Linked DNA regions of Mus musculus: all the other regions are linked to region 2. Evidence: chromatin loops called from intact Hi-C (ENCODE). Cell type or tissue: heart. All regions are shown on one strand.

Region 1 (8,000 bases), 140 kb after region 2:
AAAACACAAAGAATGAAATTTAAGACTTTTTAGAATTTAGTGAAAATGAAGGCACATCATTTAAAAACTTGCGGGACACGAGGAAAGCAGTGCTAAGAGGAAAAGCCATACTTCTAAGTATCTCCAAAGAGAAACTGGAGAGAGCTTACACTAGCAGCTTGACAGCACACCTGAAAGCTCTATAACAAAAAGAAGCAAATGTACCTAAGAGGAGTAGAAAGCAGGAAATAATCAAACTCAGGGCTGAAATCAAACAAGTAGGAACAAAAATAACTAAACAAAGAATCAACAAAACCAGAAGCTGGTTCTTTGAGAAAATCAAGATATATAAACCCTTAGCCAGACTAACCAGAGGGCACAAAAACAGTATCAAAATTAATAAAATCAGAAATGAAAAGGGAAACATAAAAACAGAAACAGATTAATTTTAAAAAAGTCATCAGATCCTACTACAAAAGCCTGTACTCAACAAAATTGGAAAACATACATGAAATGGACAATTTTCTAGACAGATACCAGGTACCAAAGTTAAATTAGGATCAGATAAACCACCTAAATAGTCCCATAACCCCTAAAGAAATAGCATCAGTCATTAAAGTCTCCAACCAAAAATAGCATAGAACCAGATGGGTTTAATGCAGAATTCTACTAGATCTTCAAAGAAGACCTAATACCAAAGAGGAACACTCCTGTATTGTTGGGATTGCAAGCTGGTACAACCACTCTGAAAATCAGTCTGGCAGTTCCTTAGAAATTTGGACATAATTTTACCTGAGGACTCAGCTATACCACTCCTGGGCATATACCCAAAAGATGCTCCAATAAGGACACATGCTCCACTATTCATAGCAGCCTCATTTATAATAGCCAGAACAGGAAAGAACCCAGATATCCTTCAACAGAGGAATGGATACAAAAATGTGATCCATTTAGACAATGAAGTACTACTACTCAGCTATTAAAAACAATGAATTTATGTAATTCTTAGGCAAATGTCTGGAACTTGAAAATATCCAAAATGAATGTAACCCATTCACAAAACAACATACCTGGTATGTACTCACCGATAAGTGGATATTAGCCCAAAAGCTTGTGAAACCCAAGATACAATTCACATTACAGACCACATGAAGCTCAAGAAGAAGGAAGATCAAAATGTGGGTGCTTTGGTCCTTCTTGGAAGGTGAAACAAAATACTCACAAGAGCAAATATGGAGACAATAAATGCAGCAGAGATTGAAGGGAAGGCCATCCAGAGACTGCCCAACCTGGGGATCTATCCCATATACAATCACCAAATGCAGACAATATTGTGGATGCCAGGAAGTTTTTGCTGACAAGAGCCTGATATACCTGTCTCCTGAGAGGCTCTGTTAGAACCTGACAAATAGAGAGGCAGATGCTAGCAGCCAACCATTCGACTGAGCATGGGGTCCCCAATGGAGGAGCTAGAGAAAGGACTGAAGGAGCTGAAGGGGTTTGCAACCCCATAGGAAGAACAACAATATCAACCAACCAGACCCCCCAGATCTCTCATGGACTGTGAAGTAAGAGATCTAGATCATGAGTGAATGTCACTGCCTATTTCTGCCAGTCCACACATTAATTAGGAAGGAAACAAAACATTAACTAGCAAAATATTCACATTATAACAATAACCCCTCACTGGATGGATTTGTGCCCTCCATTTCCAAATCAATACCCTAACTGTTACTGTCCCAGAATGTGACCACACTTATACATGAAGTCTTTAAGGCAATATTTCTCAACCAGTCTGTTGTCCTACCCCTTGGGGTAAAACAACCTTTTCACAAGTGTCTAATATCAAATATTCTGCATATTGGATATTTACATTATGATTCATAACAGTAGCAAAATTACAGTTATGAAGTTGCAACAAATAATTTTATGGTTGGTGTGACCACAACATGAGGGGATATATATATATACACACACACACACACATATATACATATTAGAGAGTCGGATCATTAGGAAGGCTGAGAACCACTGCTTTAAAGAGACAGTTACTTTTTGATGACATCATTAGGGAAGATGTTAACTCAGTCTTCACACTATCTTCACAGAGAGAGATGAGGTACTCAGAGAAGAAAGATAGTTTGAAAATGGAGGTGGGGTATAGGTGTTGGGGTGAGCACGACTCATAGAGAGAGACCTGAGAGGACACCAGCCCTCTAGTCTTAATCTCAGACTCTACAGATCCATGAAAAAAAAATTTTCTTTCCATTGTTTAGGGCGTGTAGCAGTACTTTGTAGTGGCATTCTTGAAAACAGATAACCACTCCAGACAGGGAGACTAGGCAAGCCCAAGAGTCAGCAGTATGGCAAGGAGGGGTTTTGAGGAGCTGGCCTTTCCTTGCCAATGAGAAGAAGGACAACACCGGAAAGTCCATGCAGTCTACCTTGAACTCTCAGCAACTACAAATGGAAGGTCAAAATGATGTTGAGAGCTGAGTATACTGTTAGGAAACACTAGACACCCAGGAAAGACAGCACAGAGCAAAAGTAGCTCCCCTTCCTTGTTCTCCGTTAAAAACTGTGCTAGGGATGATGAGATGGCTCAGACACTCGGAGTTTCGTTTCCTGAGGCAGCTCACAGCAGCCTGTGACTCCAGCTCTAGGGGATCCAGTGGCCTCCTCTGCTTCCTTGGGCACTGCCGCACACGTGGCCTATATACACATATACATAAAATAAAAATAAAATAAATCTTGAAAATCAAGCCCAAACTAACAACTGTGCTTGTAGAATTCATAATTCATTTTTATGGCCTAAATTTCAGCTACGGAACCCAGCATACTGCTTATAACTTTCTGAAACCTCTGGGATCTTGCTCACAGCACAAGCAGCATGAGCAAGCTTTTAACTAGTGCAGGCTGGCTCGGCTCTGCCAAAAGGAAGGTGGAAATCCTGGTCTGGAAGGGGAGTTCATCCCAGAGCCCAGAACAGAAAAACCAGAGCAGTCTAGGAAGGGCAGTGCGGTGTTCTGTGTTTATCTTACTCACTGGAAAACATACCAGTCTGCTGACTCTTTCAGGTCACTTACTAGCAAAATAAACATTCTGAAGGCCACGGTTATGGTATCACACTGTCTACCATGCTCAAAGCGTTGTGCCTCAAACTAGCTAAGTGGATAAATATATACTAAGGAAGGACTACTATCATGTTTAAATTTTCATAACTTTAAATTTTGTTCATGGCATTTCTAACCCCCCACATTTTTTAATGCAAGTTTCTTTGAGTGAACCACACATAAGTTTATGTGAAAAATCAAGAAATTAAAGCCACAATTATTACCAATGGCCTATAATCTCTCCTTATTTTCCCTCCTTCTTTTCTTTCCCCTCTTCCCCCTCTCTCCTTCCTCCTCTTTTTCCTCCCTCCTTCTTCTATAGGATGCTTTCTTGATCCAATTCAGTTAAATGTTACCATTTCATTTCAAGAGTGGCTGAGAATCCCACAAAGCCATTTTCTTTGTAGCGTTTCTTCCTTTGTTGTAGCCTCTCTAGCATAGCATGTGGTGAAATGAGCACCTGGCATGAGTGTCGTCTGTGGTGGTAAGTTAGTCCTATGGACTCATTCTCTTGTTTCCATAATGTACATATAACTGTAAACACATGAGCCATAAAATAAATAAATGAAATGAATGTCAAGCCTTTGTAGCCACATGCTGCTTGGTATGCTGCCTCTGAAACCCTAACTTAATACTAGATGGAGAAATGGCATACATCATGAGTATTTGAGGTGTGTACTTGGGTCCAATGAGAAAGAGCAGGGTAAGATAAGTTGAGTGATTTTATTGTGCATCTGTCATTGTTTATTCAACTGAGTGAAACTGAAGCTTCAGCTCCAGATAGACGTTGTTTGAACCAATTATGCCTTACATGTGTTTGGAGGAAATTCAAGAATCTCCCTAGGTTTCAATCAAGGCATTGAGAACAAAGGGTGCGATACAACATGAATCGTGCGGTTATTGCAAATTGTAGCTGAGCTAATCCATATCAGACCCTAGGACAGTGCGTGGAATAAGGTTGGATGCAATGTAAACCACAAATTGAAGCAAAGCAACATAAACATTTTTATCATCTGACATATCCTATCTACAAAATAGAGATAATAACATCTCATTTTAAAGATATTGTGAGGAAAAATGAGCTTATATAAGAAAATTGGCTAAGAAAAAGTGCTTAGAATGGAATACATAATCAAGAAATGCTGGCTCTTATTCTCATTGGTATTTCCATTGAAACAAGGGTTTCCTTTACAGGCTTATTTTAGCATCCTTATGATTTGGCATCCCCTGGTGTTCATTTTGGACAACACAGTTTTGAATCTATTTGTAATCGCTAATTCACAAACTATTTTGCCTTGTCTAGATGAGCTGTGAGTTTTAAATATTTCTATTGAAATTGATTTATTTTTAAAGTATTTCATACACCAACTTTTTATCATGAAAAATGAGTAAGATTTAATATACACTAAACAATAGCCTAATGATAAACATAGAAAAAAATAACCTCCTATAACACTTTGGAAACTTAATTCCCTATTGGTGGATTTCATGGTATAAAGAGTTAAGGAAACTTCACACAGAAAAGCAAGTTTTTAGAATTGAATCTGCAAGATTTATGAAAAGTTACTTTGGAGGACAGGGGTGATAGCGTTTCCTCAACAGATACTAAATGTACGAACACAGGAAGTTACAGAGTCACTTGCCTCACCGAGGAAACTGAAAGCTGCTACAAATGGCTGACTTTGTATGCAGATCCTGACTGGACCTGAGGCAGTACTTGCAGTGGTCATCGGGAAAACAGAGAACTGTGGGCTTGCTTGACAGAAAGTCATTATTTAGTCTGTAAATGAGGCCACTGCATATTCACAATTTCCCCTCAAAACTCAATGCTTATGATTTGTCGTATGCATGAGTGTAGGTGTGTATGTGTGTTTATGTGTAAGTGAGCACATGCGTGCATGTGTTAGTGTGTGATGTTAGCAGATAAGTAGGTTGGAAATCAGGGGAGGTGAAATAAAAAATAATAAAATAGAAAGTAAAATTCTGACTATATAAGAGGAATAAAAATGATTTTTTTTCCTCTGCAGGATATTGAATTTTACAAGCAGCCTGCTGGATCAACCTTGCTTTTAGATTGATTTCATTCATCTTTCAGAAGAAGCTTCTGTGCTCATTTGACAGACAGTAGCGGGCAGTTGTGAATTTCCCATTCTGAGCTGGTTAGGCTGTGACACTGCCTGAGAACTCCTGGAGCCTGTCCTGTCCTATCAGCTTCCTTCAGTTTTAAGTGAATACTTTAAACTGTTGACCCAGCTCATGACCGAAAAGCTTTTTTTTTTTTAATTACTCCAGTGGGAAAATAGATGGACTAATAAATAGAATAGATATGCAAAATATGTAGCATCCCAGCAATGGGTATGAACATCTATGCAGCTTAGAAGAAGCCATCTTTTTGGCCAGGCAAAGACTTTCCAGTGCCAACTCTCTGGGGTCCTCCAAACTCCTAAAAGCAGCCCTTTGCCTATTATCTTATAATTAGTTTTTAAAATTTATATATATATATATATATATATATATATATTCTCCTCTCATACATCACATTCCAACTGTAGTTTCTCCTCCTTCTCCTCCCCTAGGGTCTCCCTCTCCCCCTCCTGTCTCCCCCAGCTCTTACAAGTAAGCACAATTAACTTATTGGTTACTCAGAGTGGATTTGATAGAATCCTACTTTGTCACTGAACCCTTATAAGGCTGCGGGCATTATTCATGATTTTCCAGGAAGAAATTCTCATCAGGGTGCCCCACCCAGTTCTATCAAAACATTGCATTTTTACTCATGTGGTATCCGTTTGTTTTTTTTTTTTTTTTAATAAAACTCTATAGAAATGATCCAAGCCTGTGGTCTGCTCCAGTTGGCATGCTCCTTCCTTCACACTGTCCTGAAATGTCCACCCCTCCTTCCTGGATAATTTATACTGTTGTCATACACACCTTTCTAGACCAGACCAGCCTTTGAACACTGCAACAGAATGTTACTTTCCAAGTTCACACTTGGGAATCCTACAACTGAGTTAAGAAACAAGAAACAGGTTCAAACAATCTTGGTCTACAAATTTACATTGCACTCCATTCATAGTTGTCCAGGCGGCACACATTGCATTGCACTTTTTTCAAACTTTAAGGAAAACAAGTACAGCCAACGTATTGAAAGGTAGTGATTTTGGATTCCTTCTGTTTTCCAGATTTAACCATAGGAATATTTGAAAGTATAACTAGATTTTTCCTGGTGCTTATAATAGTTCACATAAATATAGAACCCTTGTTTATCCACTTCATTTATGCAATTCATGTTGATGGGAATTTACAAGTTTGAAAATTTTGGTTATTATAGTCAGTGCATGTGTCCTTCTACACAGACAGGGTTAAGGAAGATTCTTCCAGTTCTGATGAGATGGAGACCCAGGCATGAGCTAGATGGACTGAAGCTCCAATATTTCAACTTTGTTGTGTACTGCTCCACTGTCCTTCGATGCTTCTGTGCAAATTTACCTCAACCATGGGTGAAAGCAGCATTGTTTTTCTTCCTGTGGACACTATTGTTTGGTGTTATGATCTTGATTGTCACGTGGCTTCAGAAGGATCACACCAGGCCAAATAGTTCCATGTGAGGTTTATTGGGGTCGGGTGTGGGGCAAGGTGGCAGTAGAAAGAGAAGGGAGAAAAGAGAAAGAGAAAGGGAGAAAGATCAGGGGTGCCTTTATTTATGGATGCTGATGTAGTCACAGATAAACTTGGGAGGTGAGCTAGGTGGATTCTGGGAATATGGTGGCTGTTAACTTGGCAATTGGTGTGCGGGTCATGCCTATGTGATGTCACAGGTTTCAGAGGTCCTGATACCAATATACCTCCCTTCTTGTTATTATAAAGAGAAGGAAAAGAGAGAAGGGGGAAGCTGATGGTGAAAAGGGAATGAGGGTATTGTGTCTCTTAAGCTACTTCCTGCTGTCTAGGGGTGTCATCAACTTTGGTGTGCAGCTGACTTTCACCATCGGGATCCACTTGGTAAATGTTCGCATCAGGTTTCTCTGTGGACAGCAGATCTTCTGTGGGCAGTGACTGGTAGTCCTGTAACAGGAACTGATTCATAGTTTGGTTAGATTTTTTTTTTATTTGTCATTGAAGGAATGTAGAAACAAGATTAATGAGGCAGGGAGCAAATAATAACACCAGGAGGATGACTAGAAAAGGCATTACAAAAGGTAGTATCCACTTCCATATAGGGTTTTCGAAAATCCCAGAAATTCATGTTCCTTGAAATTCTTTATGTCTGACTGTAGCTCCTGGATTTTATTTCTCACTATCCCAGATTGGTTGATGTAGAAACAGCATTCTTCTTGGAGGAACAGGCAAAGGCCACCGTCTTTATCTGTCAGGGCATCTAGCCCCCATCAGTTCTGAAGCACCACAGCTACCAGAGAATCGATCTGTTTCTGGATAGTAAGCACAGCCTCAGTCATTCTTGAAGATCGCTTTTAAATTGGGAAGTGAATGTATTATATTGGGTCATGGAAGTTGTTTGACCTGCAATTCCAGTACCAACATCTATGGCTATTGCCATAGTGACCAAGAGTGGCACGACCTGAACTGCCCTCTTATGTTGGGCAGCTATCATATCTACATCTGGGATTGGCAGGGGCTCATTTCCCTGGATTACTCCCAGTTCAGGAAAAAGGAGTACCAATGTGCAAACTCCTAACCAGCTGATGGGTAGGCGATGATATGCCTGAGTGTCACAAAGAATCAACGTGTTCTGGATTGCAGGGCATTGTGGCAGAGATGATATATCGAGGGTTATGGTTCTATTGCCATCTAGGGAACTTAGCATTCCTATAGAATGTGTCCCAGACGTATTAAAACAGTTTGCCATGCCAAAGAGAGGGATAGAAGTAACATATGGAGTCATGGCAA
Region 2 (8,000 bases):
AGACAGTGTTTGGTGTTCTTGCTAACTTTTTCATTAATTTTTCCTCTTTGGAGTTTTCTTAATGGGTTGAGGTGGAAACGAAGACAAAGCTTTTTGCATCTCTGTTAAGCACTCAGTTTCCCTTTTCTTCATGAATCAAGTTCTCTTTCTCCTCAGATGAAGAGCGGGAAAACTAGGTGAGACCCAGAGTCCACTGTGTAGCTGAGCAGAAGTCCAGAAAGGCTTCTTTAGTCACTTCACAGTTTAGTTAAATAATTGGTTTCTTTGTGCCCTTTTAAATAGTTAGAGGACTGTCCTGTGAACACACAAATCTAGTGTTTAAAGTTGTTTAAAATTTATTTTTATTTCATGTGCATCGGTGTTTGCCTGTATATCTGTGTATATCTGTGTGAGGATGTTTGAGCCTCTGGAACTGGAGCTACAGACAATTGTGAACTGCCATGTGGGTGCTGGGAACTGAACCTGGGGCCTCTGGAAGAACATTCAGTGCTTTTAACTGCTGAGTCATCTCCTCAGCCCCCATAGCAGGGTTTTTGTTGTTGTTTGTTTCTTTTGTTTGTTTGTTTTGTTTTTTGTTTTTCAAGGCGGGGTTTCTCTGTATAAGAGCCCCAGTTTTCCTGTAATTTGCTCTGTAAACCAGACTGTCTTTGAACTCACAGAGATCTGCCTACTTCTAGTACTTTCCGTATAATTGTTTAATGATATTTAACATTACGCATTTTTCTCCATGACAGGAGAATTTCACTATAGCTTTTATATGCACAATTAAAGTGATTTAGAGTCTAAATTATCACATATTTTTTTTCTAATTAGCTAATTTTGTTTTTAAATAGTCTAATATCTGGCTAAAAATTTTCAAGGAAGCCCCAAGTAAGCCATATTCAAAGGGCAGGTTAAAAAAAGGTGATAATAGAAATGACTAGTACTACAAAGTCATTAAGAGAATCCTAAGGTTCTGGATCTGACATTGAATTCTGAATTTGAGTTCAGATATTAAAGGTGGAGGATTATGGGAGTTGTTCAGTTCAGGTTAGGACATGCTGAGAGTTGAAAGTGATATAGGCAGGACACTAAAGACACTTTTGTTGCAGAAACAGCCATATACAGTTTGTCAGCTGATGGTCTGAGCAGAGACAATATTAACGTCTATAGTATGTCTGTGAAAATTTTGTTATACACACACACACACACACACACACACACACACACATATATATATATATGTATATATATATGTATATATATATATATATATGCTATATTTCCTGTTTCTTTTTCTTTTTGCCATTGTTGTTTTGTTTGTTTGTTTGTTTTTAAGACAGAGGTTTTCTACATGTAGCTCTGGTTGACTTAGAACTTACTCTACAGACCAAAAGTGGCCTTGAACTCAGAGGTCCACCTGACCTTTGCTTCCCAAGTGCTGGGATTAAAGGTGTGTGCCACCACTACCCAGCTAGTAACTATATTTTCACTCTTTTTTTTTTAAAGAAAGAAAGAAAGGAAGAAAGGAAAGAAAGAAAGAAAGAAAGAAAGAAAGAAAGAAAGAAAGAAAGAAAGAAAGAAATCCCATCAGCACACTTATCAGTGGTGCTCCATGAACCTGGGATAGACTGAGCAAAGACCCACCATTATAGGATTGCGTTATGATTCCTCTGTGCTGTTGGGGACCTGTGAGTCCCAGACCTCATGCTAGAGGTGCCAGGCCCAGGAGTCAGGCACGAGAGGATTTACCTAGAGGAAGATGACATGTTGCTCAGAAATGCTAGCAGCATGTAGCAGGAAGAAGTCCTGGTAAGGAAAGAAAGGGCAATCCTTGAACAGGGAGATGGAGTCTTCTGGAGTCCCAGCAACATCCGTCCACTTACCTGTCTGGGCTTTCCAGCGGGTTGTGTTTCTGAGGTGGATACTGAGGATTGAGTGAGTGAGCTATCTCTCCAGGCTGCCTGAGTACCATTTAATCATCAAAAAATAGTTATTCTTCATTCTTGGGTCAGACTACTGAGTGCCAGGGCATCTGGCGGCAAGTCACCATGCTCTGGTGTACCTGAGCTTCAACCGCACCTGATTGAAACCCATGACCTTTGGGTCTCTGCTTGGTCAATACTGAATTCTTAGTTCCCTTGTAGCCTTTGCATTTGCCTTGGAAAATATTTTAGAACAAATCAATAACAACTTCAAGGTTAAAAAATAATCTACACATTTAACAGATTTTTCCTTTGACATGAATGTGTAAATTGAATTCCCTCCCTATTTTAAAAAAATAAAAATGGTTGGCTTCCCAAAAATGTTTTCATTGGCTTTAGAAAACTAAATCACACCAGTGTTTGGGTGACTAATACTTCCTGTAAAATAAAGATAGATCAACACATAATTAAGTTCTGGCTGAGATATAATTGTTGCCTTGGAAACAGTTTTGGGTATGAATATGGTTATGTTAATAAGTTTCCCTGATTCCTAATGATGATCCAGCTGATTAATCAGGCCAGGCTACCCACTTAAAGGGGTTCAGAAACAAAACAAAAACCAAACAAACAAACAAACAAAACCCCAAGAGCCCACAAAAATAATTCGCGAGAGAACACTGAGCAGAGGAAAAGCAGTAAATGTCAGATTAGTTATTCCTTAGTGCTTGTAAATATTATAGTTGGAGGAGCAGACGACAAGTGCTTTTGGGTTATTTATGGTTTTCGAAGATCCTTCCTATCGCACCAGGTAGAATGCACACCATCGCCTCTACTTCTCGAGCGTGACATCCCAGTGTGTTCTCCGTCCAGAGCCCAGGGTCCAGCAGTTTTTGTCGGAAGTTCTACTTAAAGCAGAGCACTAAGGGGCGCCTGCAAGCGCTTAAGCATTTGGCTGGGGCCGAGTGGGAATTCTTAGGGGTGAGAGCACAGCTCAGCTTAGATCACCCTCACTCCTGTGTGCGTGCGACTGTGTGCGTGGGCGCCCGCGCGCGTATGTGTGTACGTGTGGGGAGGTGTGTGCCAAAGGGGTGGGGTGAGGGGAGGGAGCAGGGCCCTAGGTGCTGCACGAGGAGAGGGAGGTCTCCCGCTTCTCCTCCAGGGACACCAGCCACTGCTTGCGGACTCGGCCACCTCTCGGTGACGCCACAGGCCCGGCGACCCTCGGGATCGCCGGCTGCGCGCCCCGCCGCGGAGGCAGGGATGGCGCGGGGCTGACCGTCTCCTCCCGCCTCCCGGGAACTCTTCCGCCCCACCCGGGACTCGCGGGTCCGCGGCAGCGCCGCGACGTGCATGCGGGCCGGGCCCCCTCAGCCTGAGGCCCTCGGAGTCCTCGAGGCGGTGCCCGGCCGCGCCGGACGAGGAGGAAGACGACGACTACGAGGTGGAGGAGGAGGAGCCGGCTGCCCGCACGCTGCGGCCCGGGAGCCCGGGCTCCCCGGAGGGCGCTTGGGGCGTCCCGGCCCCGGAGGAGGGATCCGGAAGCAGAAGGGCCGCCGCGAGTGGAGCGGAGCCGCTTGCCCGCGCTGCCCGGCGCCGGCTGGGGGTCCGGGCGGCTGGATGGGCGGCGGCGGCGCAGGCCGCGGGCGGCGATGGGCGAGGAGCAGAGCACGGTGAGCGGCAGCGGCGGGGCGCGGGCCTCTGGCGGAGGCTCGGCGGGCCAGCCCGAGTCCCCCAGGCCGCGAGGGGACCGCGTCCGGACAGCCGGGCCGCGCGCTGCAGCCTCCTCTTCACGGCCGAACGGCGGCGGCGGCGGCAGAGACCCGGGCTGCGTGGACGCGAGTGTCCAGGAGCCTGCGAGCAACCGGGCCCCGGCAGGGCAGCCCGCGCGACTGCCACTCAGCGGGCCCCTGGACCCCCAGAGTCTGGAACTGCAGCTGGAGCGCGAGGCGGAGGGAGCGGGGCCACGGGAGGCGCCCCCCGGCCAGCAGCCCCCCGACGGGCTGCTCCTGGACGTGCTGGCCCAGCGACACCCGCCCCCCGCCAAGCCGCAAGTCCTCTGCTCCGTGTACTGCGTGGAGAGCGACTTGCCCGAGGCCCCCTCCGCCGAGTCCCCGTCGCCGTCGGAGTCCCCACCTCAAGCACCGCTGGGGCCGATTCCCGCCAGCCCGCCGCCCTCCTTCCCCAGCTCCCCGCTGTCGCTCCCGGCTGACCCCCTTTCCCCCGACGGCGGCAGCATCGAGCTGGAGTTCTACCTGGCTCCGGAGCCCTTCTCCGTGCCTGGCCTATTAGGGGCTCCACCCTACTCTGGCCTGGGGGGAGTAGGGGACCCCTATGCGCCCCTCATGGTGCTGATGTGCCGGGTGTGCCTGGAAGACAAACCCATCAAGCCCCTGCCCTGCTGCAAGAAGGCGGTGTGCGAGGAGTGCCTCAAAATCTACCTGAGCTCTCAGGTAACTCTCCACTACTCTCTGCCCACCCTCAGCCCTGATCGCCATGGCAAGGCATTAAACTTCCTAGCAAGGACAGAGGTGACCGGTCCCCTTATCCAGGGTCTCCAGCAATTGCTGGCGTTCTAGTTGTTATTGAATGTATTTTACTCACACTGGTTTATTGGCTGGTTAACTCTGCTCTGAGATTCAGGTTTTGGTTGGCAGCTGCTAGAGGAATGAGGTGGATTGCCCTCTGATTATTTTGTCTGTGGATTGCATGCAAGAGCTTGTTCCCAGGAAAGTAGAAAGACTGCCTCACAGGCCTGGCATCCCAGAAACTAACAGACAGTGAGCATAAAATAAATATTTGTGGACCTGGTGAGGAGAAGGTTTGGAATTAGTATGTCAGGGCTGTGATAACCTGCCTTTTAAATTCGTTGCCTTTGTATATAGCCAGCGAAATGTAAAGAAGAAAGAGCAAAAAACTCTTGCCTACCCTTCCACACCGAAGTTAAAATACTTTTTTTCCACTGAAATTTTAAGCCAGCACAATACTTTTATCTCTTCAAGAGAGAAACAGAACAGAAAGAGCAAAACAAAGCAGAGAGACCAAAGGTTTAACCAAACAGGGGAACGCAGAACTTCCTTCCCTCCCTCCACCCTCTTCTGACGGGCTTGTTGGTTTTTTTTTTCTTGGAAAGCTTGAGAAACCCTCCTTCATGGTTTTCAGTCTGTGGTGTTTCTGACAGCATTTTGCACAATCCTTAATGCCCTTTGATCCCATGTCTGATTGTCCTAGGCCTATTCATCTTTCAAAACCTTGTCTGTTCAGGTGCCAGCGTTTCTGTGCCAGACGCTGCTTTACCTCAGCTTCCAGGCCACTGCTCAGATATTTTTAAAATGTGTCTTCTAATCGTCCCTGCACTGAAATTGTTCCCTTCCTGCCTGTTTGTCTCCGTAGACTGGACACTGATTTGTTTGTCTGTATCGGCTGAAGGCATTTGAACCGGGCTCTGAACAGTGTGGTTCCTGTGTATTTTGTGGGTAGCTGCATTGCTGGAGTCTGGTCTGAAAGGGTGGAGTGTGCCCAATTGGAAGTGCAAAGGCAAACTTACATGGAGTGGAACATTACACTAACAAGAGCTCGGCCCAAGCAGCTGAGACTAGCCACATGCCCCTGAGAGACCATGGTGTCTGTTTTGGGATGTATCCACCGGTGGAGATTTAAACAGGAATGTCTGCTGCTTGTTTGGGGTTGTTTCTATGACATTACCCTTGTATGGATAATGCTGTGTGCACAGCCTTATGGTGGGATCCAGACATTCCTAAGATATGGGCCTTGCTCCAGAGAAGTCGTGGTGAGAGCAAATTCCTTCAAATATATACTACAGAGTAGCATCTAATGTGATGTAAACACCAATACCAAGGAGCACTTAGCATTTATTTATTTCGTCATTCATCTATTCATTCATAGGCAGGAGGTTGCTGTGTGGCCCATGGTGGCCTTTTAACTGGCTAAGTACCCCAGATTGGCCTTTAACCTTTGAGGCTACTGCCTCCTCTTCCTGAGTTCTGTGATTAACTTTGTCCTACTATGCCCAACTCCAATCTTTACCTACTAAGTGCTCTTACAAACACCAGCTGGTTTTATGTTCAAGGTCGGTATTTCAGGTGGATTGATACCCTGCCTAGCAGTTTCATTTTATTTACAATAGGCCCTTTCTCTGAAGCAGTTTCTTTTTCTTTTTGTCAGCATAAGTTGGTTTTAGGATGTTGGTGTTTTGAGTTGCAATGAGAGGGGGGAGAGGAACAGGTTGAGTGCTGAGTCCTCAGTCTTCACAGCACACAGCATGCAGCACCTACAACAGACTCCTTTGAAGTGACAGCACTCTCTGAACTGTGTCTGCAATCTATGACATCAGGTGTTCCTGACCTCCCAAAACAACCTGCAGGAATCTCAGCAGCATGAAATAGACACTATTTCAAACAATCACAGCACAAATTAAGCCCAGAATGGCAGGCACGCTTCTACCTTAGGACACTGTACTTGTTCTCTGTGTCTAGATATCTGCCTCCCTGTCCTTTGGCTTGTTCTGTCTACCACCTCACCTTTGTATATTCACATATCGTCCTTGTGGTCTTCACAGAGTGTCTTTGTAGGTATGCATTTGCACATGTGTGTGCATGGGTTTTGCACATTTGTGCACTTGCACAGAGGCTAGAGGAAGATATTGGATGTCCTGCTCTCTCCTTCCTCCTTTTGAGACAGTGTCTCACTGAACCTGAAGCATAGGAAGTGTTTCACATAGGCTATCTGGATGAGTTCTGCAGTCCACCTGCCTCTGCTCCCCGGTGTTGGAGTTGCAGGCATGCTCACATTTTATATGGATGCTGGACATTTGAGCTCAGAGCCTCAAGATGTAGGCTGCAAACTCTTAGCAACTGAACAATTTCCCCAGACTTTGTGGCTACCATTTAAAGGTTGAGCCTTACCCTACACTCCTGTGTCTCTTCCTGGGTTTTAGCTTTTCTCCATAGCACTAATGTATCTTGTACCTAAGTAGATAGCTTCTGTGAAAACAGGAGTTTCTGTATGATTTTGTTAATTTCTGCCTATTTAGCAAATGACAGATATTTGCTCAATAGGTACTGAATTTGTAAAGAACCTAAGGTCACCCCAGAAAGCTTAGGTGCTAAATTTTGCACTGGATATTTTTCGTATTTAAGGTAAAAGATAAACACTGAAGGCCGATAAATAAAATAGGCTACATTTACCATTCTATCTAAAAGAATTTAAGCAAACTTTTAGCTTATACAAACTTAAGCCTTTTTCCATTGGATAAAGTACAAGATCGTGGTTGTAATATTTCTGATATGATCCTGAATTTTAACATCTCATCATCTTTATATTCAGAGGTCTGTGTTTTACCGTCATCTATGCCCAAATCTTCTCCTCAGTGAAATGTAACTGTAGACAGCGATCTGTGGAGAATCTACCAGTGCCGGAGTGAAACTATGTCTTAATATGTGGTTGCAGCCAGGCCTGATGGTACAGATCTGTAATCCCAGCTGCTTGGGAGATTGAGGCAGAGAGATCTCAAGTTCAAGGCTTGCCTGTCAACTTTGTGAGTTCAAAGTCTCCATGAGCAATGTAGTGAGACCCTGTCTCTAATTTTAAAGAAGGTGTGTGTGTGTGTGTGTTTGTGTGTGTGTGTGTTGGGGGTAGGGAGTGGCAGGAGGTTGGACTTATATATAGCTCAGTGGGGGAGTGTTTACTTAGCCTGTGTGTGACTCTTTAGGTTTGATTCACAATGCCAAAAACAAAACAACAACAGCAACAAAAATAGGCAGGGGAGATGTTGCATGTTTTCTTTTCTCATCTGATAAGATTTTTGTTCTAAACAAATGTGGCAAGCCTTGACTTCAAGGCCTCTTAAGACCTTTATGGGGCAAAGGATGTGTTAGACCTATTAGTGACGTCTTTGTATTTGAGTTTGTGCCACATGCTTAGTGCATTATTTAACAATATTTAAGAATGTAAAGAAAATCAGTATTAAACATTTTATAAAAACATTAAAATGCATATTAATTGCGAGTTGGAATCATGCCTGGTTAAGTGGACTCTTCTGAGAAACAATGCTGTATTCTTTGAAAGAAGACAGAAATT
Region 3 (8,000 bases), 100 kb after region 2:
AAAGCCTGGAAACCAATTCCACAAGCAAATGATCCGGAGAAACAAGCTGGAGTAGCCATTCTAATATCGAATAAAAGCAACTTTCAACCAAAAGTTATCAAAAAGGATAAGGAAGGACACTTCATAATCATCGAAGGAAAAAAAATCTACTAAGAATTCTGAACATTTATGCTCCAAATGCAAGGGCACCCACATTCATAAAAGAAACTCTACTAAAGCTAAAAGCACACATTACACCTCACACAATAATAGTGGGAGACTTCACCACCCCTCTCTCAGCAATGGACAGATCATGGACACTGAAACTAAACAGAGACTTAGTGAAACTAACAGAAGTTATAGACCAAATGGATTTAACAGATATCTATAGAACATTTTACCCTAAAACAAAAGAATATACCTTCTTCTCAGCACCTCATGGTACCTTCTTCAAAACTGACCATATAACCAGTCACAAAACAGGCCTCAACAGATACATGAAGATTGAAATAATCCCATGCACCCTATCATATCACCATAGACTAAAGCTGGTGTTCAGTAGCAACAAAAACAGCAGAAAGCCCACAAAAACATAAAAGCTGAACAATGCCCTACTCAGTGATAACTTGGTCAAGGAAGAAATAAAGAAACTAAAGACTTTTTAGAATTTAATGAAAACGAAGGCACAACATACCCAAACTTATGGGACACAATGATAGCAGTGTTAAAAGGAAAACTCAGCTCTCAGTATCTCCAAAAAGAAACTGCAGAGAGCATACACAACACCGATCTCTCCTGCCCTCTGGTCTCATACTCTAGAAATGTATGCACTGCCCCTCAGCCCCATGCATACACACATACATACACACTGATGCAGATACAATGCTAACAAAAATAATACATGAATAGGTAAATGAAAATATGAATATAATCAGGACCGACGTAGGACTTTATTTGTCAGAGTTTAAGCAGAGGGATGCAGATAATTAAGGTACAGAATAAGCAACACTTCACTGATGCATTCAGAAGTCCAGTGCTGAGAACACTGTGCCTCCCTGAAACTCCACTTGGGGAGTACAATGCTCTTGCCTTTTATAAATGTCACTTTCTCAGATAAACCTCCTCTTGCCCTTAACACCAGATCACTCCCTCCCATTAACTGTTCTCCCATACACTCTCCTTTTCTTCATAGAATTTTTTATGGTTTAGGAGACATGTTGTTGTACAATTGATTACAGTGTTCATACCTGCTTCAGAGACTTCCCTTCATCGTAAACTAAGACAGAAGCCCCCTATCCCATCTCTACTCCCCCTGCTCCTCCACCCACCCACCCACTTCCACTTCCCGGTCCTGGCATTTCCCTACACTCGGGCATCCAGCCTTCTCAGGACCAAGGGCCTCGCCTCCCTTTGATAACTGGCAAGGCCATCCTCAGCTACATATGCAACTAAAACCATAGGTCCCTCCATGTGTACTCTTTGGTTGGTGGTTTAGACCCTGGGAGCTCTGAGGGGTGCAGGTTGGTTCATATTTTTGTTCCTCCTATGGGGCTGCAAACCCCTTCAGCTCCTTGGGGCCTTTCTCTAGCTCCACCATTGGGGACCCTATGCTCAGTCCAATGGTTGGTTGAGAGCATCTACCTCTGTATTTGTCAGGCACCGGCAGAGCCTCTCAGGAGAGAGCTATATCAGGCTCCTGTCAGCAAAGATGCTCCAACATGTAATAAGGACACATGCTCCACTATGTTCATAGCAGCCTTATTTATAATAGTCAGAAGCTGGAAAGAACCCAGATGAGGAACCCTCGACAGAGGAATGGATACAGAAAATGTGGTACATTTACACAATGGAGTACTACTCAGCTATTAAAAAGAATGAATGTATGAAATTCTTAGGCAAATGGATGGAACTAGAAAATACCCTGAGTGAAAACAATCACAGAAGAACACACATGGAATGCACTCACTGATGAGTGGATATTAGCCCAGAAGCTCAGAATACCCAAGACCCAGTCCACAGACCACAGGAAGCTCAAGGAGAAGGAAGACCAAAGTGTGGATACTTCAGTCCTTCTTAGAAGGGGGATCAAAATGCCCATGGAAGGAGATACGGAGACAAAGTGTGGAGCAGAGACTGAAGGAAAGGCCATCCAGAGACTGCAGCCAGGACTCTTAACCACTGAGCCATCTCTCCAGCCTCAAGATTCTTTTAAAATAAGAGTTTAGTGTTGCATCTAGAGCAAAATATCAGTTGGTAACAATCACACAGAAATAACAATGTCGTTTTTTTCCTGATTAATAAAGTAAACATTTCTTATTGAAAGATAAAATTTTATACACTGACCTGTGCTGATAAAATTTTTAAATGGATTGAATGTTTATTAGTTCTTTTATTTTTATTCTGTCTTTTGACTAAATGAGAACTACACCAAAATTAAAAACTAAATTCTATTTTTACTTTTTAGGTATTCTATATTTTATTGAGTTATATGTAAATAACCTCAGGAATATTGATTCTGTTTTATTATTATGTATTATAATATTACATTTCATTTTTATATTAATTATGAGATGTTAAATGAAATAATTAGTTCTTTATATTATGGATACAAAAATATTTTGCTTTTCATTTCTGTCTACTACAATGGGACCTTAATATCAAACTCCTATAGTAGCTAGTACCCGGGAGGCCTTGTATCAGATTTTATTTACAGTTTACATGTGTCCTTCAAGAGGGACCTTCAGATAATTGATAGGCTGCATCCACTGCTATGGGATAGCATATACAAAGAGAAACTGTATACAAAGAGAAAGGGGAAGGTGACCAGTAGCAAGGATCATCAGCTTTGAGTTAATGGGGACCCTGAAACGTAACTGCTCATATGCCCTTGACCACATACCACTAACTCTGTGTACCTGAGGAGAAAAGAGTAGAGTCACAAGTGAAATTGTAGATTCTGGCAACAACTTACCTGCTAAGCATCAAACAAACTCTGGCAGGTTTGACTCTTTGTTTTAATTATAAAATTCCTAACTACATTAAAATATTCCCCAGTATGCATTTCTTAAAGCCATGTTACAGGATCATAATGGTAAAACTAATATTGGGAACCTTATAAATACGATTATAAACAAATTGAAAACTTCACTTCAGGGATGCTCATAAGACTTTTAATTTGGTAAAACCGATCTATTTTACTTGACATATTTTACTTTTTAAGCACATTAATTGCATTTCCTTCTATTTGTCCCTTTATCCAGATCCATATCCAGAGAACAGAAGGGTGTGACCATATGACTTGTTCACAGTGTAACACTAATTTTTGCTATCGATGTGGAGAGAGATACCGCCAGCTCCGGTTTTTCGGAGACCACACATCAAACCTCAGTATATTTGGATGCAAATATCGCTACCTCCCAGAGAGACCTCATTTAAGAAGATTAGTTCGAGGGTCAGTCTGTGGTAAGTAGCACACATGATTGCTCTCAGGTGCCTCCTTAGGATCCGAGGAAGGGCAATAGCATGAGAATATCAGCCATGCGAATCTCCAGGGCTTGCTATGGGCCAGGGGTTCCAGTAGGTCCTTTACCAAAGAGTGAGAAGAGAATCACTCCTTTTATGAACAAAATTGAAAAGTTAAGGTTGTTAACATGACATTCTTTCATGATCAGCGCTTCTGAAACCCTGGGAAAGCCAATTGCTGACAAGAAGAATGTATGGACTTAACAGGTATCTAAACACAAGGATGTGCTGTTGATTGTTTATAGAATATGAAATGGGACAATGATGAAAAAGCACACACATCCCAAAGAAATAAACAAATAAAACAGTAAATGTTAAGACACAATCAATGGTAGATTGTCATAGCAGAAATTAAACAAAATTTTAAATTAAAAATGTTTAAATAAGATATAATTTATGGTTGTGAAAAATTATATTTGATTATTGAAAATGATGTTCTAAGAGAATTGTTACTGATCTTGGAATAAGAGAAAGCGTGCTTACTCCACTCAAAATCATCTTTAGCAGTCCATGTCCTACACTGTCAAGTTTATTCCTTCTAAAGGGCAGATATTTGCTCCTTGTATTCCGTGATGGTTGGGAAGAAAATGTCAGTGCTATTATTACTTGACAGTTATATTCTGATGCTGTGAAGAAATGTCTTGGTGGATACTTTAAGGATATATTACTAAAGAGATTAAGCTGTATGTTTATAATATGTAACCCTTTGTACTGTATTCTAGCTTCTTCCACACAGCTCTATGGATACACATGCCCTTGTTCAATAAGATTTCATGTCACTTAACTGAGTTTTGTTATTGTGTAAAGCAAAAGAAAAAAACGTATGTCTGGGCATTATGTTAAATGGACAACAATTCATATCTAAATACTAGGTATTAAGTAATGCTAAAATTGATATTTAAAACTGTATTTTTTTATATCTAGTCATCTAATTCCAAAACTGTTTTCTATGAATTAAAAAAGTTAATTTTTCCTGCCAAACTCCCAACAAATGGCTGAATTATCTTTCATTCATTGGTCAATGATCATAACTTATAGATGGTATTGCTGTGTGATTCTTAAGTAGCTGTGTGACTACTGCAGACTTCCTGTTCCCTTCACACTCTTTGTGACATTTCGTTTGTACGGTTATGTCAAAAGTCACAGCACAGTAACAAGAAATAAGTAACTGTCCTGGTTTTGTCTATGTTGGAGCCTTTTAGAGATATAGGGAGTCCTCTAGTGGCTTCTGGGCTGCAGTTACATGTAACAATGGTGATTATTATCACAGATCAAATATTCATTCAGCAGAGAAACCGCTGGTGCTGCCAAGCGTGCTGTGCCTGCCAGCACTGAGCTGTCTTACAATGCTGCCTGTTAACATTTGTTTCAGTGATTCACTTGGGTAACTTCCAGCACATCACTTACGCAGTGGGAAGTTCCCCTAGCAGTTGTCTTCAGGCATCCCATTTGGAGTTCAGTCTGTTAGACATTCATATGATGTCCCTCTTTATCTAGCAAGTAAATAAAGCATTGTTCTTAGACATGGGGCTGGTCAGACACCCTCTCTGATCCCTACTGGCTGTCTAACTTTGTGAGCTCAATAGATTATCCTCTGAGTCACTCCATTCTTAATCGTTCAACATTTTGTACGTTGAAAGTAGGAGAAATCTAAAGGAAAAGCACAGAGACTGAAGCGCATCAGTGAAAAGGATTATAGTCTGTTTTGGGTATAAATAGTAAGGGACCTGTGGCTACACGGCATCTGCCCATGGCTTTGTGGCACTGTACATACACCATGTATCAGTTCTATATGTGCCCTTAATTGTTCTTATGCTTCTTTAAGGATTACTGTAACTGCTCTGTAACTCAGCAGTGAGAGCCTTTAACTCTTATACTTTTGTTTTTCAGCTGGAAAGCTCTTCATTGCGCCTCTCATCCTGGTTTTGGGATTGGCACTAGGGGCCATAGCAGTTGTAATCGGTAAGACACGTGACATATTTGAGATTAGATTTCTCCCACAGCAGTAGAGACCGTGTGAGTGTACATGTGGTGGTGTGAGTCAGTCAGTTTGTGTGGTTTCTGCTCTGCCTTGCTTAAAACAGCCATGCAGTTCAGGGCATATAAGTCAGAGGAACATGTTTCCTACAGGATGTGTTTATGAGACTTTAGTATATAAACATATGTATTAAAGGAGTAGTTTTCAAACAGCATGATAGTCTGTAGTCTGTTGCAGACACACATTGCTAGATTCTACTGTCAGTTTCTAGCACAGTGTGCTGGCTGGACCCATGAGTTTACGTTTCTAAAATGGTCCAGATGCTACTAATGCTATTAGTCCATCGCTGCTCTGAGAAGCAGACCTTTAGAAATGCCAACCTAAACGCTCTGGACAGAAGCTACATTGATCATTATTCCTATAGAAAACGGGGTGCTTTCCTGAATTAAATGATTTTCCACATGTGAACTTCTCTTTATAGATAGTGACTGTGTGGGGCAGAGAGAATTACAAAATATCTCACATTTAAGTCATTAGAGTCAGTTGGGACTTTAGGAACCACATGTATGTTCTTATATAAAATGTATGCCAACCAATAATGAAATAAATATTATAGTGTGCACATTATAGGATTGTGACAATAAAGACAAGGACAAAAGGCTAGACGGTTTCCTAGAAAACATTGGCTCTGTTGTGCTGGTGGTTTTTTAATTAGACTTGTATGACTGAAGGTGATAAAGGGGTCAAAGGACTTCAGGGAAATAGAAAGAATGAAGTCGTATAGAAAACACATCCCATACTAATTTTATGTTTGTGAACTATTAATAATTATTGTTGTAAATTAGTTTGTAAATAAGTAAAATTGGGAAAATTTAAGTATATATGTATGTACACATATATGTGTACACAGACATACACACACTCACACACACACACACACACACACACACACATACCTCAGCACTTTCCTCCCTAATTGCCTTCATTTCTTTTCAATCTCTAGGTTTATTTGTATTTCCTATATATTGCCTTTGTAAAAAACAGAGAAAGCGATCACGGACAGGTATGCACTGGTAATCCACAGAGGATTTCACATGATGTCAGCCGGTACCGGGAGGAGCCATGCAGGATGGTGCACTTGTCTGTGAGTTGGATCCTTAAAACTACCTAGAGGAACTTCTGCCATCTTGTCTCCTGTGGTTCTCTGCAGACCACAGTGCCTCTAGCTACGGTGCACTCCCAACATGGCATCCTGTCCTTTCCTTAAGCAGATTGCTGCTTTTTAAAAAAATGGTCACTTTCGTTAACTATATACATTTATATAGTAACTCTCACCTTTGTGGTTCTTGGAAGAAAATATTTTGAGAACAGGATATCCTCAGATGTCTTTTGAGGATACCTCACCTGGAGTGTTATTTGGATTGTCTGAACCTTGTGCTTCCCCCGGGCTGTCTCTGAGACATGGTATGCATAGCTGAATCCGGCCTGTCTCAACAAACAAAGCCACTTTTCAGAAGATAAATCAAAGTTCACCAAATGTACCTAATTGTCCTCTGTAACCCAAATGGTATCATCGTTTTGTTTTTTGGATACTGTAATTGCTTTAAAAAAAAAAGTGTCAGCACCCAGAGGGAATTAATGAAACTAAATTAATGAAAAGAACCATGAGTTACTGGTCCGTCTATGTAAGGATGTGAATGTGTGTATATAAACACCGTATTAAACCAGGCTCCATAACCATGTGCTTGCCTATTTCCATGTCTATTTTCATAGAACCTTTCAGCCTTGATGGTTATTTTTGTGGGCCTAACTTGGTAATGTACTGAATTAAAGCCAATGTCAACAACAGATTGTTTCCATGGTAACTGTCTGTTTCTTGCTCTTCCTATGGTCACACGCACACACAGCATCGTATGTGATGTCACTCTGACACATACCAAACATTGTAAACTGGCAAATCCATACGGATGGTTTCAGAAAGTCCCACGTTTCCAACAGTTGCTCTTTTCAGATTCCTTGGACTTTGACACACATATTTTAGCCTGTCCTGGGATTATTTAATAAAGAAAAAAAATCTTTTGCTTTGAAGAAAAGTGCTTAAACTGTTAATTTAATCCCCATTCTGCTCATTATTTAATTACTACCTTATAATCCTAGATAATTCTGATTTAGGTCAAGTTTTTAAAAATTATTGAATGTTCCCTCTCCTATCTTTTTTTTTTATTTGTCCTCAAGTTTTTTTTTACAAAAATAAATACTAGTTTTGGAGGATTTTGCCTATGTTTACTATGTGGGTACATGATATGTTGATATCTCCTTATAGAGAGACAACGTGAAAACAGCTTTTTATATACATAGTTTCTTCAAAACATAAACTGCTTTTGGAGAAGGAAGCAAATGAAAATATTTTCAGGAAGTTCTTTTGAGTGAGGAAATGGAATTTAACAGCACAGCTCTATTTCTATTTCTCTGCTTTCATCATTAAGTTTATTAAAACAAAGAAGAGATACTGAGATGCCTA

What was found. A loop is a pair of places that touch in the nucleus more often than their neighbours do. Peaks named below come from ENCODE experiments on the same cell type or tissue, not always from the same donor. Only the 100,000 strongest peaks of a DNase experiment are listed, where the experiment ranks them.
Region 1: a loop joins it to region 2, with 5 times the contacts of the local background. A loop is called at or near these places in 3 of 42 quality-filtered maps.
Region 3: it touches region 2 in a loop (11-fold over the local background); 8 of 42 quality-filtered maps call a loop at or near these places.

The regions. Positions count from the first base shown.
Region 1 is chr10:31,462,349-31,470,348 of GRCm38, reverse strand. It overlaps Gm51764 (a long non-coding RNA gene), which reads right to left. Exons shown (of 3, transcript XR_003948861.1): 3 at 7,452-8,000. Among named protein-coding and RNA genes, the nearest start is that of Gm51764, 18 kb to the right of the region's middle. In heart, a CTCF peak has its summit at 4,327; no DNase peak of the experiment used is centred here.
Region 2 is chr10:31,604,738-31,612,737 of GRCm38, reverse strand. Rnf217 (ring finger protein 217) reads left to right here and starts at 3,013. Exons shown (of 6, transcript NM_001146349.1): 1 at 3,013-4,354. The coding sequence starts at 3,554. In heart, a CTCF peak has its summit at 4,120; DNase peaks (open chromatin) are centred at 3,037, 3,507 and 4,107; H3K4me3 peaks cover 3,413 bases; H3K27ac peaks cover 2,544 bases.
Region 3 is chr10:31,501,214-31,509,213 of GRCm38, reverse strand. It overlaps Rnf217 (ring finger protein 217), which reads left to right. Exons shown (of 6, transcript NM_001146349.1): 4 at 3,240-3,441; 5 at 5,392-5,463; 6 at 6,483-7,327. The coding sequence ends at 6,556. Among named protein-coding and RNA genes, the nearest start is that of Gm51764, 56 kb to the right of the region's middle. In heart, a CTCF peak has its summit at 4,726; no DNase peak of the experiment used is centred here.